Linked DNA regions of Homo sapiens: region 2 is linked to region 1. A link is a loop called in an ENCODE intact Hi-C map of the cell type or tissue named here. Cell type or tissue: heart left ventricle. All regions are shown on one strand. Links, peaks and the distances in the headings refer to the core of each region. The heading gives the core; the rest is flanking DNA.

Region 1 (15,834 bases), core at 4,082-12,081:
GCTGCTGCTGCTTTGAAGGTAATCGTTGAGCGACCCTTCTTCATTTGTATTCATGAAGATAAGGAACCGTTTTTGGGAGGCTGGTAAACATTTCAGAGGAACCATCCACATGTCACATTTTACAATTTAGAATTCTCCATTACAATTCGGGAGTTCTAGGGTTTTAGCTACTGTTTACAAATGACTAAGCATGAGACATTATAAGTCTTCTATTCTCATTCTGAATAATAAATTTAAGAGATGAAAAGCTAGAGATAGGAGGGGCAGAAGGGAGAGAGGAAAAGAAAGAAACACACTCATTTATGTATTTATGGTATATAAATATTTATTGAGTACCTATTATGTACGAGACCCTGTTGTGTGCCAGATTGTGTTCAAGATATAGAAGATACATAAACAAAATAGACAAGGCCTCTCTTCCCACGTCTAGTGGGGAGAAGCAAAAACAGAAAAAATATTAGTTGGTGATAATTCTTGCTATGCAAGAATAAAAACAGAAGATGAGTCAGAGGGAGACTGAGTGGTCAAGTTGTCTCAAAGATTGTGATTTTTAAGTTGAGATCCAGTGATGAGAAGGAAACAGACACCTAAAAATCAAAAAGAGAACATTTGAAGCTAAGTACTTGATGGGGCAAAGGAACAGAGGGAGACCACATGGCTGATGCAGAGTGTGTAAGTTCAGTTTTCAAAACTCACTTTGATATTGCATGGAGTGTGCTGTGGAGGGGCAAGAGTGAGACAGGAAGACCCCTAAGGAGGCTCCAGCAACTGTCCCGTTGAGACAGGGTGATGCCTTGGGCCAGGAGAGTGGTGGAGGAGGTGGAGAGCTGTGAATAGAGTCAGTCACTGGTTTGAAGGTGGGATTGCTGAGTTTTGCTAATGAGAAGAAGAGGAATCAAGATAGCTTGAGAGTTTTTGGTTGACTGGTGGAGAGATGACGGTGCCATGTACCAGGATGGAGAAGAGCTGGGGGAGAAGCAGCATGGGAAGGGTGGTTAGACTTCCTGAGTCTGGGTTTGGGTATCTTAACACTGAGATGCCATTTAGATATTCAAGTGGAGAAATTGAATGCATTTAATTAGAAGTTGAATTAGACATTCAAGTGGAGAAGTTGAAACAGAGATTCATGATGACACAGAGGAATAGAGACTAAGGGAGCAGAGAGGAAGAAGAGTAACAGAGTAGAGATGCTAAGGTCTCTTCTTGCAGCCCTGGGAACTCTTCTTGTCTTCACGTCATAGGACCCCGGATAGAGGATCAAGCTGTCCCCTCAAATTCTCTGTCCTTACGATCCTCAAAAACATTAGTTTCTTCCTACTGAACTCTAGTTCAAACCCTGGCTGTGGCATCATCATACAGACCTGGGTTCAAATTGCAGGATTGCCACTTACTATGTGTAAAATCTTGGGCAACTCATACAATGTATCTGAGCCTTATTTTCTTGATCTTTAAAATGAGAATAATACGACTGGCCTCATGGATTATAGAGATAGTAATAGCGAGACTTTGTGGAGTATTTATCGCATTATACATCTTATTTCATTTTATCCTGAACACAGTCCTAAGAGGTAAGGAATACAATTGCTCCCATTCTACAGATGAAAAAATTGAGGCTCAGAGAGGTTACATGACTGGTTCAAAACACCACATCTACAAGCCAGGAGAGAGAAAGTGACTTCTCCAAGTTTATATCGTTCGTCAGTGCCCACAATGGTATTCAAACTGGGGCAGCTTGGCTTCAGAGCCTGGACTCCATTCCTTCTTTTTTTTTTTTTTTTTTTACCATAGAACTTGACACATAGTAAGTGCCCCAGAAAACGAGAGATGCTTGCTTTTCATTGCTTTTGTTCTTATTACCACATCATATTTTAATACCTATTTACCAGTTTGCTTCCACATTAGGCTCTCGAATTCCTCAAGGGCAGGGACTGTGACTTAGCCACAGCTGTGTCACCCTTGCCTGGCACGAAATGTGGTACTCAGCAGGTGTGCAGTAGATGTTGCTTAAATAGAAAGCACAACTGCAGGACAGGCAGCCAGAATTCCTTTATCTGCAATTCTTCCAGTGAATTCCTTTATTGTAATCCTTCCAATAAAGTATACTTCCTCTGTGTTTGAAAGAAGACACTCTCTTTTCCCAAATGGAAGAAACTTTACCAGTCCACAGGAGATGAGGTAGATGACGGAAGAAATACTTCAGCAAGTTCTTTCACCCTTGAGGTTCACCCTCAGCAAACAGAGTGTCTCATCAAAACAGGAATTAAAGCAATAAGTTGTATCTGGCATCAGCCAAGTGCCCACACAAAGGCTAAACATAGCATAAGGGAAAGAAAAGACTCCATGAGGCAGAACAGGAAACTTCTTCTAATTCATTCTGTTTCCAGCATGTGAGACAGTCAGTGTGTCGTGGGCAAGACAATCAAATTGAAATATGGCCCAGCTAAACACAAGCGCTGTTCACATGGGAAGGTCAAGAAATGCAACGACAAACTTTTCGGGGAGGTAGGCGGAATGAGGTCCTTAAGGGGAGTTCTAATTATCTAGGCTGTGTCCATTTCAGAGCTTGGGGCTGGCCTAAAGAAACACAAAGTCCCCAGGCTCCAGTGAGATGGTTATTTAATAATAAGAGAAATAAATCAGGAGGGGTTTATGATAGCTTTGCCGTCAGTCTGTGCCTCTGAGACTGCAAATCATTTCATATGAAAATGATGAAGTGTGTCAGTCTGCACCCTTGATCTTGGAATGTGAATGTCCATGAGGATTGTGCTGGCTGTGGGGGTCTCAGGGAAGAAGTACGGTGATGCTATGGCAGTCCCCCTTTCCCACATCTCCTGAGATCCCTCGAGCACTGCAGCAAGGAGGTTACTCTTGGTACTTAGGGATGTGGGAGCACAGAGCTGCTGGGGATATGGTGTAAAACTTGGAAGGCTCAGCTGGGTGTGGTGGCTCATTCCTGTAATCCCAGCACTTTGGAAGGCCGAGGCGGGCAGATCACTTGAGGTCAGGAGTTGGAGACCAGCCTGGTCAACATGGTGAAACCCCATCTCTACTAAAAATACAAAAATTAGCTGGATGTGGTGGGACGGCACCTGTCATCCCAGCTACTTGGGAGATTGAGGCATGAGAATAGCTTGAACCGGGAGGCAGAGGTTGCAGTGAGCCAAGATCGTGCCACTGCACTCTAGCCTGGGTGACAAAGTGAGACTCTGTCTGGAAAACAAACAAACAAACTTGGAAGACTCACCACATTCTGAAAGCATTGTCTGTTGGTATAAATCTCCTAACTCCTGAGTGAGCATCTCACCTCTCCTGCTTCATCTACTGCCCCCCTGCAGGGATTGGCTGTGGGAGGGAGAGAGATAGTGGGAACACTCTCAGATGATCTCGGAGTGGACCCCAAGTCCATTGGACCCAGATTCTAAATTTCCCCCATTCCTGCCCCATTCCTCTCTCTGCTTCACCCCATCAACACCACTGACATAAAAACCATTTTATGCTATTGTAGCACTGTAGAATTTCCATGGAGTTTAAAATCTGGTTCAAGCTCCCACCCAGCACAGGAATCTTCCTGCTGTAACCCCCTTGAAGGGGGTATTGTTGTTCTTCTTGACTACTTCTGAAACAGGATTCCCAACCAGAGATGATTTTGCCCCTCAGGAGACACGTGGTGATATCTGGCGACATTTTTGGTTGTCGCGACCTGGGGAGAGTTGCTACTGGCATCTGGTAGGTTGAGACGAGGGGTGCTGCTAATCACCCCACAATGCACAGGGTGACCCGTCGTGACAAGGCATTATCGAGCCCCAAGTGTCAATAGTGCCAAAATTGAGAAGTGCTGCTTTAGAGGTAGGAAGCTCATCACCTATTCTCAGGACGGTGAGCCGTCCTTTATTTTCAGATAATTCTAGTCAGTATAAGAAAGGCAGATGTTTAAGAGGCAGGTGGCTTTGGTACAAACTTACATGGAGAAAGTTGAGATTACAAAATTCTGGGTATTGCCAATGGGACTGAAGAAATTCCTACTAGTGACACCAAAAGGGTTGAAACAAGGTTGCCCAAAGTTATTTCCAATGCAGGTATCCAGATTTCACTGAATGTCTCAGACCACAGTGGGTCCAAGAGTTGGAAGTCTATATCTAAAATCAGAAATGCAGTGGGCATTATAATTTTAAAAAGGTAGACATGGAGAAATGCAGCCCCTCCCTGAAAATGCACAGTGAAAGAAATTGAAAATGAAATGAAATTGAAGTGAAATGACAATCATGGAAAACCAGGATTTTCGAAGTGAGGACTAATGAATAAGAAATAGCAAATGGAAATGAGTTGTATAGTAGCTATAATTACTGATTTATTATGTGCTGACAGTCCCTGATACTCTTTCATTCTATCTCTCGATGCTGTCTTTATTGTTGTGTTTAGGTGAGTGTAAACATGTATAGTAGCTGGATGAGATTCCCTTCTCTATTATTGGCAGACTGGCAGTCTTTAGTAAGACAGAATAAAGAGACTGAGGTTTCATTAGTAGAACAGTGACAACTACATTACACTCAGAGAAAAAGTCAGTATTAACAGGAAAAGGGTGTGTTCTGAAAAATACTATTGTGCAAATTACATTTTTTTTTCTAAAAAGTAAGGGTTGGTTGGCTATAGATCAATGGCCTCTAAACTTTTTTGGTTGTGCACTGAATTAGAATTTTTCGAACATTTCCACGCAATATATATGTTTACTTATTTTTAAGTTGTCAACACATACTATTGTGTTTGTATATTGTGTATCTTATAAAACACATATTAAAATAGACATTAAAAAGATAATGATAACAGATATTTTCTTTATGCACCCCAGTAAATTGTTCTGCCCAACCTCAGCCACTAGTATGAATGCTCACCTCTCAGGAAAAGCAGTTAACATGTGTTGCACCTACTGTGTACAGGCACTGTCCTCACACTTTATGCATGTTAGCTCATTTAACCCTCCTAACAGCCCCAGTAGGGAGAAACAATTGCAATTCCCACTTCACAGATAAACGAATGGAGGCATAGAGAGGTTAAGTAACTTTCCCAGTAACAGATCCAGCTGATCGGTGGGAGATCAGGAATTCAAAACTAATGAGACTGGCTCCAGAATGCCTGTCTTAACCACTGCACTCTGCCATCTCTCACCCGAGGAAAGTGAAGAGCTTGATGCTTTTTCCTACAAAAGAGGAAGGAATCAGAGGTGATGTTCAGGAGCCAAGGGCTGTAAGGAGTTTCTTCATTGATAGAGCCAGACCCTGGCAGAGAAATAGAAAATACCAAGGGTATGAGGGTAAGGAGAGGAGAAAGAGGCAAGAGGCTGGAGAAAGGAAAGACTCCCAGGGACGACTCCCAGGGACGACTCCCAGAGGTGGACCCTGATTAGGTTGAAATGCATTTTGAAGGGAATTATTTGCACTACCTGCTGCACTTCATGAGTGGTCAAGATTCAGTGTTAGGTTTTCTTTCTGGTAATAATTGGACCCATCTTTTGGATGCCAGGCAAGCTGGAGGCGTTACTATGATAAAGCCCTTCATGAGTTTGCTCCTAACCTTGATTCCCTGAGCTTTTTCCCATTTTTCTCCCAAAGTTTAGTGTCCTCTACCACATGCTTACTACAGTGGAGAGCTCCAGAAGCTAAACTTTCAATATAGAGGTGGGAACACTCTTATTTTTTATATGAACTCATACTTTCTGTACAAGCCTTTGCAGATCCTTTCAGCATCTGAGCAATCATATAGCTAGAATTATAGCAGATGAAATCTTAGGGACCCCATGGTCCAACCTATTCCTCCTAGATTAGGACTAGAGAGGGCAAGAGCCTTGGCTGAGGTGTCCTGTGCTGCATGCATTAGTCCTATATCGCTGGTATGCTGGCTAGATCTTTGCATGCTGGCAGGTCAGATTTGAAAAATATTTTTTAGCTTGAGGATTTACAAGGGTGAACTCAGCTCAGTGCCAGTCGGAAGGCAAATTTTTGTTTTCTCTTAAACTATTGAGAAGTATGATTATACTTAAGGTCCCTGCTATGGGCTGGGTTTTGTCCCCGCAAAGTTCATATGTTGAAGCCCTAACCCACAGCACTACAGAATGTAACTTTTTGGAGATAGGGTCTTTAAAGAGACGATTAAGTTAATATCATGGCTGTTGGGGTGGGTTCTAATCCAATGTGACTAGCATCCTTATGAGAAGAGGAAATCTGGACATAGAGATACACCAGGGGTGTGTGTGCACGGAGGAAAGATCATGTGAGGATACAGCAAGAAGATGGCCATCCAGAAGCCAAGGAGAGAGACCTCCTAATGAAACCAATGCTGCGGACACCTTCATCTTGGACTTCCAGCCTCCAAAACTGTTGGAAAATAATTTTCAGTTGTTTAAGCCACCCACTCTGAGGTATTTTGTTATGGCGGCCCTAGCAAACTAATATGGTCCTCTTTACTCCTTATAGTAATGATACTAGTAGCTAATATTTATCTTCAAATGCATTTATCACTTAATCTCCATAAATTGTGTGACGTCAATGAAAGAATTAGCTTCATTTTACACATGAAAAAACTGAGACTAATAGAAGTTAGGATAGAGCTGGGCCTGTTGATGTTCCAAAGCCATGCTCTTACTATGGGGGTTGTTAGAGTAATAATGGGGTCACAGTAGTCAGGAATTCTCAGACAGGGGGATGATGCCACTGTGTCACTTCCTGTTTCACAGGAAGTAGGACAGAGCAATGGAGGGAAGCCAGATTTAATGTCAGAAGTCTGGACCATCAATTTTATCCCTTCCCATTGCCTCCTTTTAAATTTTAGTCAATTCAATAAATATTTTCAACTCCTCGTCTGTACCAGGCACCAAGCCACAGAATGGAGTTCTGGCAATGAACACTGCAGACATGGCCGCCTTTAGCCTCATGGAGCTTAGGGTCTGGGAGCATTGTCAGTTTCTGAATCCTCCAAGTGCTAAACTATCTTCTCTCTTCAAATTAGAGAAAAGAAATGAGACAGCAGGCCTGCTTCTTTGAGTGTTTTTTTCTTTTTTGTTTCCGTTTTCTGACAACCATACTTCACGTCTGACAGAGGAAATGATTCTTTTTGTCAGTGATAAATTTATGAGTTTTGACTGTTTGTGAAGTTCCCTAATTAATTCTTTATAGACTTCTATTGGCAACTGAATTTGTGTTTTGAGTTAAAAATGGGAGTTCAGATGAATTACAGTTGAACATTCTGCTCCCTTTGAAGAGCTCATACTCCACATTCTACGCTGTTAATCTCTCTGCTTACTGAGAGGCACCGTTTGTCTTGCAGTGACGCACGGTGGGTGGTTACCATGGCATAGGAAAACATTGCCAGCGCTGGCCCTGTCGTCATGGAACCCCTGGGCCATCTCCTGAGAAACTTGGTAAGGGCTCCCAAGCCGCCCATACCTCCTTGGCACCACAAGTGTAGCTTTTTATTTTGTGTGTGGGCAGCTTGACATCTGCACCTGACCAAGAGATTGATGTGGCTAAACAAATTTAGGAAATGAGCAGCAGTGGATCTCTGTTCAGAGAGGGAGGAGGAGAGAGAAGGAGGGAGGGAAGAAAGGAGAGAGGGAGAGAGCCAGAAAACAGAGCAAGATAAAGGAAGAGAATGCACCTGAAATAGACACAAGGATAAATGGATCAAGGAGAGAGGAGAAACAGATAATCACAACAGCGAATATTTGTTAAATGCATGCTCTTTGCCAGGTATGATGGTCGGGGCTCTGGCCGCATTATTGTATTTCTTCTTCATGATGACCCTGTGCAGTAGAAACTTTGTTATTTTCCTTACTTTCAAAGTGTAAAAACAAGCTCAGAGAGACTAAATAAATTACCCAAGTTCACACAGTTCTTCAAGTATGGAGCCAGTCTGCAAATTCAGGCAGATGAATTTAGAGGATACACTTTAAATGACTATGGTTGGGAGTCAGAGTGGGTAAGAGAATTATAAAGAAAGAGGTTGAGAGAATTGACACGCACATACACAGAGAGAGAAAGGGAGAGAGAGAGAGAGAGAGAGTGATTTACAGAAAGAGACAGTGTGAGACATGGGAGAGTGAGAAAAATACAAAGAATTTAAAGAAGTGTGTAGAAAGAGTCTGAGATAGTTGACATGCACACAGAGAAAAACAGAGAGGCAGAAACAGACAGACGGAGAGAGAAGACTTTTGCAAAAACAACAGAAAAACAACCCTTCCTTTATGTAAGACTAAAATATCTGAGAAAATAACAGCATGGATTCTGTGATTTTCATGGCAAGGCATTTTTGTTTTACTTAGTTTACATTATCATTCACACTGTGGAAACGCTGAAATGGAAGAAATAATTTGCAGTGGGATACAGCCAGTCTTTGGAGACACAGGTCTCTGAATTCAGAGCTCTGACTCCAGAGCATGTGTGTTTTTCCCGGAGTGTGGTGACGGCAGCATGAAAATTTTCAGGGGTGCGTGATAGGTGAAGGAAGGAAGCAGAAATGGAAGGGCTGAGATCATCTGAGTTTCTTTTACCCTCACAGAGGCCAACCTGAGTTGCACATTTTTCTTGGTCCTTCCTAGTGACATTTTTCAAGGTCCTTCCCTTGGTGATGAGCTCAGGGGAGCATTGACTGCCTGGGAGCCAAGGCTGTTAGCTATATTACACATGGCATCCCATTAACTCCTTACAACAGGCTATGTTTGAGGGATATAATCCTTATTATGTACATAAAGGAAAAGGGCACAGAGAGATTAACTATTTCAAGTTCACACAGCTTGCAGGTGGTAAAACTAGAACTAGAATCCTAGCAACCTATATCAAGAGCCCTTGACCCTAGGCTCACATTGAAGGCAAAATGCTCAGAGTACACAGACCCTGGAGGAGCAGCAGTTTTTCTAGGTATCCTTTACGGCGATCCTTATTTGCAAGGAGACTGTGGAGGGCATGTGCATCTATCATATGAGTAGGTCAAACCTCCATGAGTTTTAGTAAGGAAAACAAGTCTAAATTAGCTTGGACACAAACGCTAGGGGACTTCTAATTCCTTACTACGTGCAACCAGGCAAGGATGATGCCATCAAGAGTTTTATCCACCATCATCTTTGGTGCCAAATGCAACAGATTAGGCATTGCCAAACAGTTTCTGGTTCAGTCCTGCTACACTGAATCTGTAATGCTAGGGCTCAGAGAAGGGCAAGAATCCATCCTCTGTGTGTACTTGACATTGATTTGAGCTGTGATCAGTCAAAAGACCCTTATCACACAGATCAACATGGAATTTGGAAAAACAACAACAACAAGAATATTGGTGACAACAACAACAACGAGTGGGTCCCAAGAGCAGAGCACTAAGCTTAATTAACAGATAAGTACCTACTAGGGAGGAGAGGTGAAGTAGAAGTAAAATGCTTGGGCTGTGGAATAGCACAGACCTATATTTTAGCTTAGTGAACTCTTACAGTTATAAGCTATGTAACCTTAAGAAAATGATCGAACTTCTCTGAAATACAATTGCACTGCAAATCTTGTACTTTCACTATTACATGAAACACAGAAGCTAATTGAAACACAGTTCTTACTCTTGAGTAAAACAGGTAATTATCTACTTAACTATAGATCATTGATGAGATAATTATAGGTAACTATAGATACAGGTAATTGATGAGAACTACATCAGAGCTATCCCCAAAGGTTAGAAAAATTGATCAGGGATAGAGACGTCAGGAAGAGGTTCTAGATGGGACAAGACTTGAGCTGTAATCATCATCACTGTCATCATCGTCACTGTTGACAATATTGTTATAGGACCAACAGATGCATATCCTCACTGCAATTTAACAGACCAATACAGTGACACAGCAGGGTTTACAGCAGAGAAAGGCACTGAGTGAGGAAATTGGAGGAGACTCTGAAATCCATCTCCCCAAGGAGTTCTGGGCTAGGGTTTTTAAGGGGATCATGGAGGGCAAGGGGCTGGAAATTTGGGTCATTGGTTGGTTGGGGTAAGGAGTATGAAATCATCAGGACTTGGAAACCGCATTTCTTGATGAGTCAGTTTCTCATGGAGGCCTTCAGACCAGATGATGTCAATAGTTTCACTGATATGTAGGACCTAAAAGAATATCTCAATTGAAAAACTGAATATTTTATAATGTTCAAGTTATTATCTCTAGAGCAGTTAAGGGGAACTATAATCTTATAAGAGGGTGCGCATGATTCTAAAACAATAGACACCAAACAGCTATGAGCGAGCAAGCTGACCTAATGATGAATGCTGCGTGTACTGCAAACTTGGTTTGTTTTTGTTTTTCTCCCTTTCTTCTTTACTGATAGACTTTTATGCAGTATATAGGGACAATTTCAACATTAACTATCATCTTTTGAATATTAGTGGTGAGCCAGGATGCCACTATAGGATCCACGCATTCTACATTTACTTCTCAGAGTCACCCTGAATTATTTATCTCAGGTTACAGAAGAGGAGCCTAAAGCTAGCTTCAAGATGTATCTGGCACATGGCTGGTACTTGCTTAAGGTCACGGAGCTAGGAAAGAGCTGAGATTCAGGCTCATATCCACCTGACTGCAAGTTCAGGTAGACCTCAGAAAAGATACTTATTTATGGCTTTACTCTCTAGCTGAATTTCTAAAATGTTGTTTGTAAGTCTTTTCCCTTTAAAATTGAACTACATTTTATTATGGGCTTCTGTTATAATTTCAGGGATAATAAATCGTCATCACTGATCTCTTCCATTGCCCCCAGCTTTTCTAACCTCAGTTTATGTTATTTACGGTCACAGCGTTCTCTCAGTCACTCTGCCAAGTAGCTAATGGTGTATAAACACATGCTTAAGTCCACCCAGGAATGTTGTTGCTAGACTTCCCTTTGGTAGATTGAAAATTTCTATTGTTCTGAGAGTACAGGTCCCTGCATTTTCAGAAGAGCATGTCTGTCTATCGAAGCTGCATTTAATTGACATCAACACGTTGCTGCTGCTCTGCTGAATAATATTTTCCTGATTCCAATGGAGACGTCCCTCTGCATTAGTTATTAAGAATCTTTTGCCTTTCAATAACAAAGCTCATTTTGACTCAGCTTGGTCAAGAAGCAATTTATTGGAAGGATATTGTTGGAAGGATATTGTTGGAAGGATATTGCGTTTTAGAGAATCCAAGGAAATGCTGAACAACCAGTTCTAAAAATTGGGGTGGGCTCAGCGAGGGTAAAGGGAAATGGGCTACTCCAGGGGCCTATGGGAAAGGAGCTTATGGCTCATTCATCTTTAATTCTACAGCAAAATTCCTAAAGGTGAGTTAGGTGAGTTTCTTCTCTGTATCCACCAGCAATTTGTACTTAGTCATATGCTGAAGCCTGATTTGCACCCGTTAGCAAAACCAATTATTAAATTTTCAGAAATTTTGTGAATTAGTTGTTATACCATTGGTAACGTCAAACTAACCACAGTGGGACTATTTACACCAAAGGCAATGGAAAATGTTACAAACTGGTGCTTTATTTTTTTCTTTCTTAGAGAGCTGGTTTACAAGCACACCTCCACTATAGAATATACATGCTTTAACCATCCAAAGTCATGTTTAAGAATATGAACTTCGAATCAGACTGTGGATTTGATGTCTAGCTCCACTACTTCCTTGCTCCGTGATATTGCAAGTTCCCTAGACTGTCTGAGCCTCAACTTCCTCACCTGTGAGATAAAGATAATCGTTCTAAAAACAAAGAGAGTTTGTTGTGAGGATTCATTGACATTCATTGACTTAATCCAGGGTGTTTGGCCAATAGAAAGTACTCTATACAGGTTAGCTATTTTCTTTTTTTCTTTGTTGTCATGCTAAGTCTTTATTTATTTATTTATTTGTTTTAGTATTTTTTTTTTCAGTAGGTTTTTGGGAAACAGGTAGTGTTTGGTTACATGTATAAGTTCTTTAGTGGTGATCGCTGAGATTGTGGTGCACCCATCACCCGAACAGTATATACTGCACCCAATGTGTAGTCTTTGATCTCTCATTCCCCTCAGGTTAGCTATTCTTCATACTGATGAGCAATTGTTCATCTATTTGTTGACTATTTTCTGGAGCCTCAGTATCTGCACAGTTCTTGGCACTAGTAAGCACTAATGTTTTGATTAAGGAAGGAAGGAAAAAAGAGACAAAAGAAGGAGAGTGGGACCATGGAAATACACCCGTTTTCGCTCACTGGTATGTCCCCAGCATCCAGAACTTTGTCTGACACATGGCTGGTACTCAGTGAATATTTTTTTTTTTTGCATGAATTAATAGGTACATAAACCCTAAATTCTCTTTTGGACCACTTTGTTATATTCTTCTCTCCAGTGTCAAACTAACGTCTTCCTCTCATGTAAATTTCATTCCATATTCATGTTTCCACTCTTTAAATAACAGTGATCAGGTCATCTCTGGCCTTTACATGATGATTTTAAAAATATTTTATGTAAGATACTGTATCTCTTCATGTTTTTATTTCTCTGGGATGAGATTTCCAAAGGGTCAATGCAGAGGGTGTGTGGTGGTTAATTTTTTATGTCAATTCACTGTGCTAAGGGATGCCTAGATAGCTGGTAAAACACTATTTCTGAGTGTGTCCCAGAGGGTGTTTCTGCAAGAGGTTAGCATCTGAATCAGTAAACGGAGTAAAGAACACTTGCCCTGAATGATGTGATGGGCACCATTCAGTCCAATGAGGGTACTGATAGAGCAAAAAGGCAGAGGAAGGGTGAATTCTCTCTCTCTTCTTGAGCTGGGACATCCATCTTCTCCTACTCTTGGACATCAGAGCTCCTGGTTCTTGGGCCTTCAGACTCAGACTCACACCAACAGCCCCCTCCTGGTTCTCGGCCCTTCAGACTTGGACTGAATTTTCTAGCTTGCAGATGGACGATCGTGGGACTTCTTGGCTTCCATAATTGTGTGAGACAATTCCCATAATAAATCTCCTTTTATATCTCTCTGTATTGTATTGGTTTTGTTTCTCTGGAGAGTCCTGGCTAATACAGGGGGAAAGGAAGAGTCTTTTAGGTTCAGAGTTAGTGATGGTGTCCTAATTCATGGCCCCGTAGACCTGGGCTTCGAATCTTTTATTTTATTTAGCCTTTATTTTTTAAAAAATTCTTATTTCAAGTTCAGGGGTACATGTGCAGGTTTGTTACATAGGTAAACTTGTGTCATGGGTTGTTGTTTTTTTTTATATACAGATTATTTCATCACCCAGGTATTAAGCCTAGTACCCCTTAGTTCTTCTTCCTGATCCTCTCCCTCCTCCTCCTCCTCCCTCTTTGGCAGGCTCTGGTGTGGGTTGTTCCCCTTTATGTGTGCATGCGTTCTTATCATTCACTTCCCACTTAGAAGTGAGAACATGTGGTATTTGGTTTTCTGTTCCTGCATTAGTTTGCTAAGGATAATGGCCTCTAGCTCCACGGGCTTCCAATGCTACATCTCTGGATACTTAGCTCTTATATTTTCCCATGTGCATCGTTTTTCCCAAAGCCCTCTCATGGAGCCAAGGTGAACCAGCCTATAGAGGTTTCTGATCCTAGCCACTCTCAGTGCCTGGAACCAGACCTACAACCACTCCATCCTCTGTATCCCAGCAAGAAGAGCTAAGGAGTAGTTCTTGACAAAGCTTTATAGGGGAGATTTCACATAAATTAATTGATTAGAAACCAGAAAGGATGAGAGTAAGATAATAAATGTGAGGCTCATGGGGTGTAAGGTTGCCAGCTCTCAGACTTTGATAAGCCAATACCTTTCCTTTTTATAGAGTTGTTCTCCAAGGGTTCCTTAGAAACTTTGAAAAGGCCGAGACAGAGCAGTTTCACGATACCCTTGAGAGCTTTAATATCCTCATTGAGTCTCTGCAGAGAACCTCTTGATAGCTTAGATAGTGTCTTAAAGAACATTTTGAGTCAGGCTTACATGGATTTAGAAGCCACTTCCCTATACAAGCACAACATCGGGAGGATTTGGGGTCATTCTCAGCAGAGTCATATTTTCTTTATGTCATCCATGGTGGACAGAACCATTCCTAATGGTTTCTATTCTTCCGGGGCCAGGAGAAGCATCTGGTTTTGAAGATCCCATTTAAAAAAAAGTCTTTTATAAACCAGGAAGCAAACTAGGTCCTTATCAGGGCCATAAAATAGTACAGACAGAAAGAATAGTGAAGATTATTAGAGACATTCTGAAGTCATTAGAATGGAACAAAAGGAAAGTCTGTCTCCAGACCTCTGTGACTTCAAATGAATCCCTGTTTTATTTAAAAGATTCTAATCCCTAATTAGAAAATTAGATGATTTCTAATCCCTAGTGGAGTGTACTCACCAGATGCCTCCAGGTGGGCTAGAAACATCTACTCCTATTGTTTTATGTGTCTAGTTACAGGAACCCTATGAAGTTAATATTACTGTCTCCATCTTACAGATCAGGAAATTGAGGCACATAGAGTTTAAGTAACTTTTCAAGGACATAGAGCACGCACATGGCAGAATTTGAACCCAGGCTTGTGTCTGACTCTAAAATCCATGTTCTTACCCCTCTTCCTGGTTGTTTTTATGTAATCTATACATCACCCATGTCCTGGAGAATTCTTGTTTGATGAAGACCTAGTGGCAGAATCTATAAAAAAAATTAAGTATCCTTTGCATTCAGAATATTAAACTCCAGTGAATCCTCTTGGTGCTTGTGGCTAATTTTTTTTTTTTTTTTTTATGAAGGGGATTGCTGGGGATAATTGAGAAACAAAGATCTGTGGCATTGTACAAAACTAAGCTGGTCTGATGACCTTATGGGAAATGGTGGTGTTTTGGTGTTAAGCCCTAGGCTTTCTAGAAGTGTTTTCCAGGGAAGCCATCTTCGCTTTCCAGAATGCAACCTGGGTCACAAAAGCTGCTCAGATGTGTTTCTGCCCAGCATTAGAGATGGCAAAACGGTCGAGCATATTTGCTTGAGTGTTGACAGAGCTTTTGGGGGTGCGCCAGGATGGAAGAAAAGCTGCCTGACAGGGACAAGATGGAATCATTCATCTTTGCCTTCTGGGTGGGGAACTGAGTTGAAGAGAAAGACTGGGGAAAGCCTCTGCTTGCTTAGGAGCAGAACGAGCACACAGTTAATGCTCATTATGTTAACTAAGCTTAGAACTTCTATACTAACTATATAAGAGCTGCACATCTTCCACATAGCCCAGTGAGATGGATCCCCGATGCTGCCTGTGCTGGCCTGGAGCTACATTGGCTAATTGAAGCACATCTTGCTGTGTGTCTCTGGAGGGGAAATCGTCTGCAAATACTACATTGGTCTAGACTTTCCATCCTGCTGCTAATATTTATTCCTGAGTTGTTTGCTAGAAACAATCAGCCTAAGGAGGGAGGATTTTTTTTTTTTTCCAAAAAAGAACTCATGGGCAATTAGTGAGGCTATAAAGTTAATGTCAGCCTGAACGAATTTTCTGGACATTGTATCTAGCATTTACTGTGTTAGGTTATGTAAGCCCAGCTGTAGAATTCAAACCCAAACATGAGTTTGTGTGTGCATGTACATCAAACTTTAGGGATGGAAAGTGAAACAGTCTCTGCCTTAGCTAGTTCATCTGTTGCTTTTGCTATCTTAAGATTTCCTGGGATTTACTTATTTATTGATACACTGCCTTGTTCCAAAATGGACTGGAAGCCACTCGGATGCACTGGAAACTGCTTGCACCAGCCTTCAAAAACCAATTGTTACATCATTAGGAATTTTGTGAGTCAGTTTTAAAATCATCCCTAGTTTCAAATCAGCTATAGTGAGAGTATTTACAC
Region 2 (15,834 bases), core at 3,381-11,380, 120 kb before region 1:
TGGGAGGAGAGGGCAGGGGCCATGTCCAGTAGGATCTGGGTGCTTGTGGTGAGGAGTGTGATGTGAGGTCCTTGGCAAGGTTGGGCAGCAGCAGAAGATAATCTAACACTCTGTCTTTTGCGTGTAAAATAACATACAGATACACATGGAAGGGAAAGATGGGTCAGGAGCTACCGTGATGTGTCCAGGTGAGAGGTGATGGTGGCCTGGACCAGGTGTGGAGGTGGGGGTGGAGAGACATGGTTGGATTCTGGATGTTGACTTGCTGATACGTGGGACCTGGGATACCAAAGAGAGAGAAGGAAGAGTTGAGAATGACTGCAAGACTTTTGGCCCGAATAACTGGATGGAGGAGAAATAACAGATGAGGAAGACTGTGGGAAGAGCAGATTTGGGGGCTATGGGCATTTTGGGGGGCAGCGGGGGACTGAATTGGGGAATTTAGAGACAAGGAAATGTGGTCCTGGGACATCATCACTGACAGTTGGGTATTGCAGAGGGAGAAAGAGTGACTCAGATATGTCCCTGGATGTCAGTTACAGACTTGTATCAGTTTCCTGTTGGTGCTGTAACAAGTCACCACAATCTTAGTGGCTTAAAACAATATAGATTTGTTATCTCACAACTCTGGAGAGGCAGGCATCCAAAATGGGACTCACTGGGCTAAAGTTAAGCTGTTGGCAGGGTTGGGCTCCTTCTGAAGGCTCCAGGGAGGGTCTGTGGCCTCAGCTTTTCTGGCTTCTAGACGCTGCCTGAATTCCTTGGCTCTCCTTCCATCTCCAAGGCCAGCAATGCAGGTGGAGTGCTTCTCACTCAGACTTGGACCATCTTGCCTCCCCTCTCCATTGTAAAGATCTCGTGATCACAGTGGGCCCACCTGGATAGTCCAGGATTCTCTCCCCATCTCAGGATCTTTATCTTAACCACATCTACAAAGTCTCTTTGCCACGTAAGGTGACACATTCAGGGGGTCTGGGGATCAGGAAGTGAACATCTTTGGGGACATTATTCTGTCTACCACACAGATAAACCTGTTTCTTCATGCTGCTCCCTAGGATGAGGTAGGAGTGCAGCTGTGCGGTCTCCTATTCATCTCAGACCTCTAAAGCACCTTAGGGAGGAAGATCTCACTGCAGTAGGCTGATAACCCAGTGTAACAAAAACCTGTTTAATTACAGAATAACACTGTCTTTAGTAGAGAACAAAAGGGACATTATTGAAAAATCCCTTGACTAACCTGTACCTTTTGGAGCTACACATCATGAGGCTTTTTACAAAATGCCTCATAAAATTACCTATGAATTAAATTGAGATCTATCTGGGAGAAGGCTGTAAATTTCCCTCAAACAAGCAGCTATCTCTTTCAGCTGAAACTTGTCTTTCTAGGTTGCCCCAGTCCCCACCACTCCATATTGTCTCAGCCCTGGTTATGCATTTATGTCAGCTGCTTGGCTCTCAAGAGCATTTGTGTTCATGACTCCTCGCTTAAAATTATTCTGCACGGAAGTTGATGATGGAGTTGTGTTTAACCTCAAGATGTGACTTAGCTGTGTGATCCCAGCAAATCAGGAATCATCTCTGAGTCTCAGTTTCCTTGCTGGTGAGATGTGAACGCTGCTGTGGTGGGGAGTAAGGGGGAGGGAGGCAGGCTTTATGACAGCTATGAGCATTTACTCATTTACTATGAGTCAGACAAGTAAGACTGAATCTCCATGCTATAGTTTGCTACCCACGTTCTTTTATTTTTATTTATATATTTATATATTTATTTATTTGTTTATATGTTTTTAATTTCAGTAGGTTTTTGGGGGAACAGGTAGTGTCTGGTTACATGAATTTACATGAATAACTTCTTTCATTTTTTGAGATGGAATCTTACTCTTGTTGCCCAGGCTAGAGTACAGCGGCACGATCTTGGCTCACTGCAACCTCCATCTCCCGGGTTCAAGTGATTTTCTTGCCTCAACCTCCCCAGTAGCTGGGACTACAGGCGGCCACCACCATGCCCGGCTAATTTTTGTATCTTTAGTAAAGATGGAGTTTCACCATGTTGGCCAGGCTGGATCTGCAAGCCTCGGCCTCCCAAAGTGCTGGGATTACAGGCATGAACCACCGTGCCCGTCGAATAAGTTCTTTAGTGGTGATTTCTGAGACTTTGGTGCACGCATCGCTCAAGCAGTGTACACTGTACCCAATGTGTAGTCTTTTATCCCTCAGCACCCCCGACCCTTTCCCCTGAGTTCCCAAAGTCCAATCTATCATTCTTATGCCTTTTTGTCCTTATAGCTTAGCTCCCACATATGAATGAGAACACACAAAATTTGATTTTCCATTCCTGAGTTTCTTCACTTAGAATAATAGTCTCCAGTTCCATCCAGGTTGCTGCAAATGCCATTATTTCCTTTTCTTTTTATGGCCGAGTAGTATTTCATGGTGTGTTTGTGTGTATATATATATGTGTGTGTGTGTATATATATATGTATATATGTGTGTGTATATATGTATACATGTGTGTATATATACATGTATATATATGTGTGTGTTTATATATATATAAATGTGATATATATATATCACATTTTCTTTATTTACTTGTTGATTGATGGGCATTTGGACTGGTTTTGTATTTTTGCAATTGCAAATTGTGCTGCTATAAACAATCCAAATCGGTAAAGAGGAAGTCAAATTGCCGCTGCTCGCTGATGATATGATTGTGTACCTAGAAAATCCCAAACACTCATCCAAAAAGCTCCTAGAACTGGTCAATGAATCCTGCATTCATTCATTCATTGTTCAACAAATACTCGTTGGGTCCTTTCTAAATGTGTCAGGCACTGTGCAGGGTGTTAGAGAAACATCAGTGAACAAAAGGGATAAAATCTCTTCCCTCATGGGACTCACACTTTAGTGGGATGTGTGTAGTGCATGATGACATAATTGTAGCACCCATTGTATGCAAATAGGAAAGGAGGCTGGCATGATGTCAGGCCAGTGTCACAGCCCCTCTGAGTCTGTTTCCTTTCCCTTAAATGACTTTGATAGGTCTTTCTCTTAAATGACTTTTTTTTTTTTTTTTTGAGACGGCGTCTCGCTCTGTCGCCCAGGCTGCCACGCTGGAGTTCAGTGGCAGGATCTCGGCTCACTGCAAGCTCCGCCTCCCAGGTTCACGCCATTCTGCTGCCTCAGCCTCCCAAGTAGCTGGGACTACAGGTGCCCGCCACCACACCTGGCTAATTTTGTTTTTGTATTTTTAGTAGAGACGGGGTTTCACTGTGTTAGCCAGGATGGTCTCGATCTCCTGACCTCGTGATCCGCCTGCCTTGGCCTCCCAAAGGGATTAAATGACTCTTGTAGGCCTTTCCTCTTACCGACGTTGTAAGCATTGAATAAGAGGGTGTTGTGAGTTGAATTGTATCATCTCCAGATGCATCTACTGATGTTCTAACCCCTGGAAATAGGACCTTACTGGAGATCTTGTCTTCACAGAAGTAATGAAGTTAAGTTGAGGCCATTTGGGTGGGCTTTAATCAGTAAGACTGGTGCTTTTATAAGAAGTGGAAATTTGGATACAGAGACATGCACAGAAGGAAGTGAAGAGATCCAGGGAGAAGACAGCAATCTACAAGCCAAGGAGAGAGGCCTGGAACAGAGTGGAGTCTCCCCCATAGCCCTCAGAAGGAATCACCCCTGCTGACACCTTGATTTTCAACTTCTGACCTCCACAGCTGGGAGAGAATAAATTTCTGTTGTTTGAGCCACCTTGTTACAAAACTCCAGCAAACCAATACAGAGGGTTTCTGTAAAGTGTTGATCTCAGTGTCTGGCAACTATGAAGTATTGCACTGGACAAATGGAGGTTGTAAGAATAACAGAGGTAAATGATTGCCTGGCCCCTAGCCAACCCTTATTCCATGCTACTCCCTCCCTCTCACTTTAACAAGGTTTGTTATAAAGGAAACTCCCAGTCAAATCCCTGTGGTCACTCCTCCGACCGCTCCCACCTCTTTGCCGCCTTTTCTCAGATAGGTTGCTTCAAGCCAAAAGCACTTCTCCCAGCAGTTCTGACTTGATGAAGTTATCTTGTTTCAGGGCTGAGCAGAGCTTTCCATGACAATAGCTCTCTGGGGGAAACGAAGCCAGCTGTCACATCGCTGCCTGACACTTTGCTATCACACATTTTCTTCCAGGTCTCCTTGTCCGACAGCTTCTTCACAAGTGGCTCCGTGCAGGGCCTCCATGACCTCGAATGACTGATTGCCACCTAAGCGGGCAGTTGGGCTGCATTATCACAGCTGTTACAAGGAAAGAGAGGGTTGTAATCCCTCTTCCCCAAATGACAGACTGCTTGTTAGACACAGAATGGTCACTGTGGCTTGTAAGATGTGGGTGGGGAAGAATAATCCATTTATAGAAAACCACAGACTGACAACCTCTCCTTCTTGCTGTTCCCTGTCTCCTTAAACCTGTTTTCTCTGCCCACTTATCGGATCATACGGATTCTGAAATGTGTCTGACATCCAATGGCAACTAGCAATGTGCAACCAAAAGTTATTTCTTGGCCTGGCATGGTGGCTCATGCCTGTAATCCCAGCACTTTAGGAGGCTGAGGCAGGCGGATCACCTGAGGTCAGGAGTTTGAGACCAGCCTGGCCAACATGGTGAAACCCTGTCTCTATTAAAAATACAAAAATTAGCTGGGTGTGGTGGTGGGTGTCTGTAATCCCAGCTACTTGGGAGGCTGAGGCAGGAGAATCACTTGAACCCAGGAAGCAGAGGTTGCAGTGAGCTGAGACGGTGCCATTGCATTCCAGACTGGGCAACAAGAGTGAAACTCTGTCTCAAAAAAAAAAAAAAAAAAAAAGTTATTTCTTGCCTGGCCAGGATACCTCAACCACTGCTTAAAACACCTACTATATACCAGACATATAAAACCATTTATTGATCTATAAACATTTATTGAGTTTGTATGGTAGTGATTCGAATGAGTGAAGGTGTCAATAAGAGATACCAACTAAAAGCAGCTTGACGAAGTCATTATATGAAGAAGACACTTGCACATGTGTGTTTACAGCAGCGTAATTTACAATTGCAAAGATGCGGAACCAACCCAAGTGCCCATGGATTGAGTGGCTAAAGAAAAACGTGGTATATATACACCACGGAATATGACTCAGCCATTAAAAGGAATGAAATCATGTCTTTTGCAGCGACTTGGATGGATCTGGAGGCCATTATTCTAAGTGAAGTAACACAGGAGTAGAAAACCAAAAACCGCATGTTCTCACTAAAAGCGGGAGGTTGAGCTATGAGTACGCAGAGGCATACAGAGTGGTATAATGGACTTCAGGGACTTTAAAGTGTGAGAGTGTAGGGGGGCCAGGGATGGAAAAAACCTACACGTTAGGTACAATGTACACTACTTGTGTGATGAGTGCACTAAAATCTCAGAATTCATCACTATATAATTCATTTATGTAACCAAAAACCACTTGTACCCCAAGAACTATTGAAAATAAATAGATAAAAAATTAAAAAGTGTGCTGTAAAAGAAATTAAAAGCAGCTTAACTAATGACACATTATTTCTCACGTAACAGAACTCGAGAGGAGTTGGATCCAGGGTTGATTCCATGGCGCCTGGGCTCCGCATCAGCCTCTCTTAGCCTTTTTTGCCTTCTCCCTCTCGGAGCCAAAATAGCTGCTGCTGCACCGTCATCACGTCTTTCATGTCAGTGTCCAGAGCAGTAAGGCAGTTCGAGAATGGCTGTTGGGTGGCAATCACAAATGTCTGGGGCATGTGCCATGTGCTAGTCATTTTTCTAGGTGCTGATGTTTTGCTTCTTCTAATCCTGAGCAACATACTCTGGGAAGGTGTCATCTTTGAGATGTTAAGTGATTTGTCTAAGGCCATAAGCTAGTAAGTGGCATGATGGGAATTTAAGTCTAGGTTTACCTGACTCCAAAAAGTCTGTGTTCATTCTACCAAGATCTAGCAGTGTCTAGATCAGGGTTTCTCAATCTGAGCACTATTGACATTTTGTGCTGGACAGTTCCTTGTTGTAGGGGGCTGTCCCATGCATTGCAGGATGTTCAGCAGCTTCTGTAGAACCTATCTATTAGATGCCAGTAGCACCCCCTCAGCTGTGACAATCAAAAATGCCCCCACACATTGCCAAATGTTCAGATGCTGCAAAAATCACCTGCAGTTAAGAGCCATTGCCCTATGGAGTACTCTTTCTGTCAAGGCTCAATATAAAATTGCATAAAGCTGGACGCGGTGACTCACACCTGTAATTCCAGCAATTTGGGAGGCTGAGGTAGGCACACTTGAACTCCTGAGTCCAGGAATTCAAGCTGGGCAACATGGCGAAATCCTGTCTCTACTAAAAATACAAAAAATTAGTCAGGCGTGGTGGTGTGCGCCTGTAATCCCAGCTTCTCAGGAGGCTGAGGTGGGAGAATTGCGTGAGCTCAGGAGGGCAAGACTGCAGTAAACTGAAATTGTGCCACTGCACTCCAGCCTGATCAACTGGAGTGAGATCCTGTTAAAAAAAAAAAAAAAAAAAAAAAAAAAAAAAAAAGCCTGAGTCCTGAGCCTTTAACCTGGTGACCAACATGCTCCCTGCTCTGGCACTCAGTATGGAGTTTTCAAAATACATTCTCTAATTTGGTATGATTGATGGCTGTAGAGGGGGTGAGTGAGAGATAAATGGACCACAAACAGGCTGGCTATTGACACTATGTCACAGTGACACTGCTGAGGGATGTTTTATAGGTTAACTCTTAATTTTAACCTTCACATCAATCTCACGACACAAGTACTATCCTTCCCCCCGATCTTTAGATGAGGAGAATGAATTGAGAGCCATGAAGTTACTTGCTCGAAGCTACACAGCTGGAGTGTGGCCCATGGCAGAGTCTGTCTGCAGAGGGCCCCCTCAAGCCTTGCTGTCTCCATAGCACCTCTGTGCGTGAGTTACTGTCAGCTCTGATTTTCAAAGAGGAAACATGCGAGAAGACACTCAGTCCCAAATTAGTGCTTTGAATAATTCACAAGGCACTTTCAGGTGTTCAGGCCCGGGGACTTTCAGGAGACCTGGTGTTATGGACTGAAAGTCTGTGTCTTCCCAAAATTCATAGGTTGAAGCCCTAACCCCCAGTGTGATGTTGTTAGGAGGTTGGGCCTATGGGAGGTGATAAGGTTTAGATGAGGTCATGAGTGTGGGGCCCCCATGGTGGGGGGGGCGGGATTAGTGTTTTCATAAGAAGAGGAAAAGAGACAGACTCTTCCTCTGTCTCCACCACGTGAGGACACAGCAAGAAGGCGGCTGTCTGCAAGCCAGGAAGAGAGTCTTTATCAAAACCCAATCCTCCTGGCTTCCTGATCTTGGACTTCCTGCCCTTCACAATAAGTGCCTGTTGTTTAAGCCACACATTCATGGTGTTTTATTATAGCAGCTTGAGCTGACTAGGGCAGTTGGTAACACAGATGAGTGACTGCAGGAGATTGGTTAATGCCAGGGCAGTGCCACACCTCATGGTCCAGGAGGGAGCAAAGGCAGAGGTGCCCCTGCTATGATGCCTGCTTGCTTACAGATTGTCTTCTTCAATCTATTCTGCACACGACTATCTACAAACAGAGAGCCCGCCAAACCAGGCGGCTGCTTAAAACCCTTCAGCGGATACTCAGTGCCGCCTGGGTAAAGCGTCTAGAACCTATCACACTCATATTTTTAATTACTTGTTGTCCATTTGTTTAATAGTGTAATGGGCATCCAGGCCCAGGGACTGGACCATACCTACGCCTCCAGCTCACTCACTTGCACCATCATAATCGTTGTGTTCCTGAGAGCAGCCTTGTTTCTCTTGGTGCCTTTGTGGATGGATGGTGGTGCTGCTGTCTGAATGCACAGCCCTATCAGTCCACCAGACAGATCCCTATTTGTCCTTTAAATATTTGCTGAGTCTCTCGTGTAGACTTCCCGGAGTCTCCTCTCCCTGATAGTTAATCTCTTCCTCCTCTGTGATGCATGCTTTCCTTGTACACGCATCTGTGTATTTTCTTTTTCCACGTTGAGTCACTCCACTGTTTCCGTCTGCCATTTGCCTGTCTCCTCCAACATGCATGCCTTCAACAAGTATTTGTTGAGCTCCTACCATTCCTGGGTACTGTGCTGGGGGCTAGAGATGCAGCTGATAACAAAACGGAGATGGGAGGTTGTCTCTGTTTTCGTGAAAACTGCAGCCTATTTGGAGGAGCCAGCATTAAACAAACAAGTAAAAAGTAATTAAAACTATGAATGTGATAGGTTCTACAAAGGAAAAGCTTACTAGGAGTGCCTCCAAATTTCCTTGTATCACTGTAGTCCAGTGGTTCTCAGCAGAGGGCAACTTTGCCTGCCAGGGAATATTTGGCAGTGTCTGAAGATATTTTGGGGGAATAGGTGCTCCTGGCATCTGGTGAGATGAGGCAGAGCTGCTGCTAAATACAGTGTATAGGACCGCACAGGACCACAATGATCTGGCCCCAGATGTTCACAGTGTGGAGATTGGGAGACCCTGCTGTAACCCCCTTCCCCAGCATAATGTCCTGTAACAGATACACCAAAAATGCTTGCTGAATAAATGGGTGAAGAAAGGAAGTCATTCAGTTGTGGTGGCCAGAGATGCCAGTGCTTCTTAGATGAGCACCTGTGAATGATTTCTCCAATCTTTGCATGGTGGGGCAGGACTTGTGTCATCGCAGGTATGGGGCTGGGTCGCTTGCACAAATACCCATGCTCAGAAAGGCCCCAGCTTGGTTGAATGCTCTGCAAAGGCCATCTTGAAATTTGTAGTAATTTTTGCGAAAGGGTCCTGCATTTTCACTTTGCACTGGGTCCCATAAATTATGTAGCTGGTTCCAGGGTGGGGTGTGTGAGGAAGGGGGCAAATAATGAAACCTCTGAGCAGGAGGTTAAAAGAGGGAGGTGACAGTGAAGCCTCCAATGAGAGTAGCGGAGGTGTATAACCCTCTCTGTGATGTCTCAGGTCTGAACCCAGAGTCTGGAGCTTAAAATTTTAATTTAATTTTTTATCTTTTTTTTTTTTCTTTTTTTGAGACAGGGTCTCACTTTGTCACCCAGGCTGGAGTGCAGTGGCTTGATCTTGGCTCAGTGCACCCTCGACCTTCTGGGCTTGAGCAATCCTTCTTCCTCAGCCCCCCAAGTAGCTGAGACTACAGGCATGCACCACCATGCCTGGCTAATTTTTCTGTATTAATTGTTTAAGTTGGCACATTATAACTATACATATTTGTGGGGCACACAGTGATGTTTTGATGTATATAATGTATAATGATTACATCAGGGGAACTAGTATATCCATCATCTCAAGCATTTATCATTTCTTTGTGTTGGGAAAGTTCAATATCATCCTAGCTATTTGGAACTTATGTTATAGTCATCATACAGTGCTATAGAACACTAGGACCTACTGCTCCCTTCTAGATGGAATTTTTAATAAATCTCCTTTAATAAATCTCTCCCTATTCCTCCTCTTTCCCTACTCTTCCCAGCTTCTAGTATCCTCTGCCCTACTCTTTACTTTTATGACATCAGCCTTGTTAGCTTTAACATATGAGTGGGAATGTGTAGTATTTAACTTTCTGTGCCTGGCTTATTTCACTTAGCATAATATCCTCCAGTTTCATCCATGCTGCCATGAATGACAGGATTTTCTCCATTTTTATGGCTCAGTAGTATTCCATTGTGTATAGGTACCCCATTTGCTTTATTCATTCATCTATTGTTGGACACCTAGGTTGATTCCACATCTTGGCTCTTGTGAACAGTAGAGTCCAGTTTCGACATCTATAGGAAGCTCTCTATCTGTCATCCTAGACCTGCCCCTTTCTCAGGCTTCTGCACCCTGGAAATGGTGCCTTCTTTTAATGTTTGTTAAGGAGAATTTTAATCGTAGATTAATACAACCTTGGAGTGAATGGTGCAATGAAAACCCATGGACCCATCACTCACCCTCAACAGTGATCAACGTGTGGCCAATTCTTTTTTCATTTCCAGCTCCCAAAAGGCTTCCCCTCCCATACTATTTTAGATAAATGCCAGAATTATATAATTTCATTTTATTTATAGTTATTTAGAGACAAGTTCTCACTGTCATCCAGGCTGGGGTAGAGTGGCATGATCATGGCTCACTGCAGCCTTGACCTCCTGGGTTCAAGTGATCCTCCCGCCTCAGTCTCCTGAGTAGCTAGGACTCTAGGCACGCATCATCATGCCTGGCTAATTTTGATTTTTCGTAGAGATGGGGGGTCTCATTTTGTTACCCAGGCTGGTCTCAAACTCGAGCACTCCTCCCGCCTCAAACTCCTGAAGTGCTGAGATTATTACAGGTGCGAGGCACTGTGCCCAGCCCTCATGCGTTTATTAATGTTAAATAATTGGGTGACTTTATTATTTTTTATTTATTTATTTTTCGTAAGGGACAGGACCTTGATCTGTCACCCTGGCTGGAAGGCAATGGCATGATCATAGCTAACTACAACCTCAAATTCTGGGATCCAAGCAATCCTGCTGCCCCAGCCTCCAAAGTAGCTGGGATTACAGGTGTGCACCACCATACCCAGCTAATTTTTAAATATTTTTTAGAGACAGGGTCTCACTGTATTGCCCATGCTGGTTTCACACTCTTGGGCCCAAGCAATCCTCCCACTTTGGCCTCCCGAGTAGCTGGGATTAGAGGCAGGTGGCACCATGCCTGGCCATTTCATTTTTTAAAGTTTTGGCATGTATCTCTACAAGGTGAGGACAATTAAGAAATAACCAATGGCAATACCATTACCACCTCTAAAAAGTGAATGATTCTTTTATATTATGCAATATCCTGTCAGTGTCTAGGAACTAAAATAGCTTCCTCTTTCCTTCTCCCTCCTCCCACATCTAATCCATCCATGCGTCCTGCCAACTCCACACTCATCCTGAATCCATCCACTCTGCTGCCTCTCTGGGACTTCCATCCTAGCCTAGCCTGAGATGATCTCTGACCTGGACAACTGCACGTCCCTACATGGTCTGACCTTGCCTGTCTCTGACCCTACCTCCCACTAGCTTTCCCCTCCTCTCCCTCCCTATCTTCCCCTTCCAGACCAGCCACACTGGCCTCCTTGCTGGTCTATAAACATGCCCGGGACCCTGATGACCTGGGCCGCATATTAGCTGCTCCCTGGTGCAGGAATTCTCTTCAACCTGGTAGTCCCATGGCCCATCCCTCAACTCATCCAGGTCTCTGGTGTCTGTCACTTTCTCAGAGAGACCCTGCTGGCCAGCTTATCTCAACTGGCCCTTCCATGACCCCACACCACCACCCTCAGCCCTGACCGCTCTCTGAAATCAAGCCATATCATGTCGTGCTATTGGTTGTTTACTGTCTTTCTTTCCTACTGAAGCAAAGGCCTTATAACTGGGGCTTGGTCTGTCTTGTTCACTTCTGTATTTAGCACAGCCTCTAGCATCTTTTCTTTTCTTTTCTTTTTTTTTTTGAGACAGGGTCTTGCTCTGTTGCCCAGACTAGAGTGTAGGGGTGTGAACATGGCTCACTGCAGCCTCAACTTCCTGGTCTCAAGTGATTTTCTCACCTTAGCCTCCCAAGTAGCTGGGATTATAGGCATGAGTAACCACATCCAGCTAATTTTAACTTTTTCTGTAGAGACAGTGTCTTGTTGTGTTGCCAAGGCTGGTCTCAAACCCCCGGACGCAAGCGATCTTTCCACCTTGGTCTCCCAGAGTATTGGGGCTATGGGTGTGAGCCAGGCCCCTAGCATATATTCAGTTTTCACTGAATATTTGCTAAATGAATGGATTTACTTAGGGGTAGGGTGGGTTTTCCTGCCTCAGGTAGTACTGGCAGCATTGAGATAACACCAACACAAAAACAAAAATGAAGACAAATGCTGAGAACTCTCATCAAAGAATCAGCCAGGTCTGAAAAGCAGACTTAGGGGATGATTGTAAGGATGGGGCAGAGGCATTCTTTTGGGGTCAGAGACCCTACCCCTTGAAGGGAAGCTGGGAAGGAACTGAAGATGTCTTGCCTCAGTTCACCCACTCTCACCCCCTCTACCTCATCTGAATAGGCCTCTATCTTCCCCATGTAAACTAGGCTGAGAAATTCCAAGATGCGCCTGAGAACAGCCAACCCCAGTGCCCACTCCAGGACAACTGGGAAGAGGAAAAATAAAATAGGGAGAATTCTCTCTTCCACAGGTTCATTAGCTATGGCTGGAACCCAGACCCTCATGCTTGGGAAACTCTGTGGATAAAGAGTTAACAAGGTAGTGCTTTAGCAAACACCAGAATATCCTGGTACACCTGCTGAAAATGCAGGTGCCTGACCTCTCCCCCTAGACTGGTTCAGGCTATCCTTTTAGGGATCTCCAGTTTTGACCAGTGCCCCAGTTGCTGCTGGTGCAAATCGTCCCTGGCCCCACCTGGGGAACCGCCAGACTAGAGTCTGGTCTGGAGCTGGAGTCCCCTCCTTTGTTTAATGCTGGCTTCGAGAACACAGGAGATGAATTATGCAGGTCTGTGGAGACTTTCAGGAAGACCTCAGCCACCTTGTTAATTGGAGCTCAACAGAACCGAGATTGGAGGTTGGAATAAAAATAGCTGCATGCAGGTTGAAAGGTAAAATTAGCTTTGGTGTCAGGAATTTGGTTTCAAGGTTGTGCGGGAGATGGGGTGAGGAGTCAAGGAACTGCATGTTTGTGTTCTAGTGTTTGTGTGGGTCATTTGGAGCAGCTGAGGGGTAGCTCACACAGAAATCCGAACAATGAGGTCATACTAACATCCTGCATTTGTTTCCCAGGGCTGCTGTAACAATGACCACAAACTGGGTGGCTTGCATCATCGGAAATGTATTTGCTCACAGCTTGGGAGGCCAGAAGTTCAAAAGAAGGGTTGGGCAAGGCCATGTTCTTTCTGAAGGCCGTAGGGGAGAATTGGTCCTGTGCCTTCCTCTTAGTTTTGGTGTTGCAGGCAATCCTTGGTGTTCCTTGGCTTAAGGATGCGTCACTCCAGTCTCCACCATGGTGTGATTATTGGGTGTTTGTGTCTGTGTCCAAATTTTGCATTTTCCTAGGGACACCGTCCTATCAGATTAGAGCTCACCCCAATGACCTTATCTTAATTTGATGTCATTTGCAAAAAGCCTATTTCCAAATAAGGTCATATTCACAAGTCCTGGGTGTTAGGGCTTCAATATATCTTTCTGAGGGACACCATACAACCGGGAACACGTGCATTCCACAAGTATCCATTGAGCACCTACTGTATGCTCAGTGCTAGGCACTCAGGGGACATAAGAGTGTGAACAGGGCAGCCTTACCAATCTCACAGGCTAATGCCATGCCTGGTGCACTCACGTACATGAAAACATGTGCTTGCCTCAGCAGCTTATCCCTATTAAAGATGGGCAAAATCACCTGTAATCCCCACCCAGGCTTGTAGCCACCAGGGTCCATCCTGCCTTATGGCTCTGGTTCTAAGACCCTGGAGTCTCAAAAAATGAAGACTATTTTGCTGGTAGAATCTAGGAGTTTTAAGTGGTTACATGATGAAGCCCTCACCCAGAGAATCAAAGTAGTTCCTGGACTAAACCACAGAGAGAGGGAGGCTTGTCTAAAGACTACAATTTTTTTTTTTTTTTTGAGACAAATTCTTGCTCTGTCACCGAGGCTGGAGTACAGTGGTGCGATCTCGGCTCACTGCAACCTCTGCCTCTTGGATTCAGGCAGTTCTCCCTGCCTCAGCCTCCTGAGTAGCTGGGATCACAGGCGCCTGCCAACATGCCCGGCTAATTTTTGAATTTTTAGTAGAGAGAGGGTTTTGCCATGTTGGCCAGGTTGATCTTGAACTCCTGACCTCAGGTGATCCGCCTGCTTCAGCCTCCCAAAGTGCTGGGATTGTAGGTGTGAGCCACTGTGCCCAAAGACTACACATTTTAAAATCACAATCATTTCCTAAATCCTCTCCCGTTTCCCATACCTTTCCCCATGCAACATCCTTTTAGTAAGACTGGGAGGAGATGTATGCAGTGGGTACGTTCAAACTACACCTGTGCAATCCTGCATAATCTAGCCTTCTTTAATTCTGTTACTCCCTGTTTATTGCTGAATGGAGTCATTCAAACATTGGCTCAGAAAATATTTGAGCTTCTGTTTGATGCCACTTGCCAGAGATGGCAGCAGACAGAACAGACCAAGTCTTTGTCTTATGGAGTCTACATTCTTTGGAGAAGGAAAGAAAAAAACCAAGGAATGAAGGAGCCCCCTCTGTTGACTATGATCATCTCCTTATATCCTAAGAAGTCTGGTGTCCCAAATGAGCCATAACTGTCTGCCTCGTACCATCTATACCCGTGTCTTAGTCCATTCAGGCTGTGATAACAAAAATACCATACCCTAGGTGGCTTATCCACAACACAAATTTGTTGCTCATGGTTCTGGAGGCTGGGAAGTCCAAGATCAAGACACTGGCAGGTGCAGGGTCTGGTGAGGGCCCACTCTGTGGTTCACAGGTGGCAGCTTCCAGCTGTGTCCTCACATAGTAGAAGGGGGCTAGCTTGCTCTCTGGGGTTCCCATTATAATGATATTGTTGTAGTCCATTTGTGTTGCTATTGCTAAAGGAATTGTATTGCTAAAGGAATACCTGAGACTGGATAATTTATAAAGAAAAGAGGTTTATTTGGCTCACAATTCTGCAGGCTGTACAAGAAGCATGGTGCCAGCATCTGCTTGGCTTCTGGTGAGGGTCTCAGGCAGCTTCCACTCATGGTGGAAGGGGAAGGGGAGTCCATATATGAAGAGATCACAAGGCAACAGAGGAAGCAAGAGAGGGAGGGAAGAGGCGCCAGGTTCTTTTAAACAACCAGCTCTTGCAGGGACTAATAGAGAACTCACTCATTATTGTGAGGATAGCACCAAGCCATTTATGAGAGACCCGCCCCCCATAACCCAGACACCTTCCACAAGGTTCCACCTCTAACACTGGGGATCCAATTTGAACACAAGTTTTGGCAGAGACAGACAACCAAACTATAGCAGGGACTAATACCATTCATGACAGAAACATCCTCATGACCTAATCATTTTCCAAAGGCTCTACCCTCTAGTACCATCACATTGGGAGTTAGGTTTCAACGTATGCATTTTTAGGGGGCATAAACATTCAGATCATAGCAACCCGAGAGGGAAACAGGTGCTTGTGCCTTCTGCATAGCCTTCACTTAGGGAGAACTGTGCTGTGCAACAGCCACGTCTACCAGAGCAGAGGAGAGCTGTTAGGCAGGAATGGCTGCTCCAAAGCCACCTTTTCTTGAAGCTCCTAGCAACAAACTGGGAGCAGGGAACCAGGGATGAGTGTTTTCTGCCCCCTCTAGTTTCAACGTCAATTCTATTTTCATACTAGAACTCAGTGTGATTATTAAAATTATATCTCTACGCCCAGGCCTCTGTGACTCCAAGCCTATGATCTTTCCCCTAAACGGAGTTAGCTGTGCTTAACTGAGAGGCACAGGTAGAAATCATAGCCCCAGGGAGGACCAGGGCATAGCGGGATCCCCCCACCTCTCAGGCACCCACCTCCTCCCTGCCATGAATCGAACCGATCCTCCCTGGTACCTGGACCACCAACCTGCAAGTCACCCTCTGCCCCTCCTTTTTCCTTATACCCAGATTTACGTGGCCATCAAGTCTATTGCTGCAGAAATGTCCCCAGAAACTGTGACTTCCCCATTGTTCTTTTGCCACCAGCCTCTCTGGGCTGCTTGTGTCAGCTA

What was found. Hi-C counts contacts between places; a loop is a spot of excess contacts. Peaks named below come from ENCODE experiments on the same cell type or tissue, not always from the same donor. Only the 100,000 strongest peaks of a DNase experiment are listed, where the experiment ranks them.
Region 2: it touches region 1 in a loop (3-fold over the local background); 3 of 110 quality-filtered maps call a loop at or near these places.

What each region holds. Positions count from the first base shown.
Region 1 is chr16:9,482,687-9,498,520 of GRCh38, forward strand. All of the region lies in intron 1 of LOC101927026 (a long non-coding RNA gene), which reads left to right. Among named protein-coding and RNA genes, the nearest start is that of LINC01195, 35 kb to the left of the region's middle. In heart left ventricle, for the core only: no CTCF peak of the experiment used is centred there; a DNase peak (open chromatin) is centred at 7,355.
Region 2 is chr16:9,366,209-9,382,042 of GRCh38, forward strand. The region is part of intron 1 of LINC02177 (long intergenic non-protein coding RNA 2177); the gene reads left to right. Among named protein-coding and RNA genes, the nearest start is that of LINC02177, 19 kb to the left of the region's middle. In heart left ventricle, for the core only: a CTCF peak has its summit at 6,888; a DNase peak (open chromatin) is centred at 4,193; H3K27ac peaks cover 644 bases.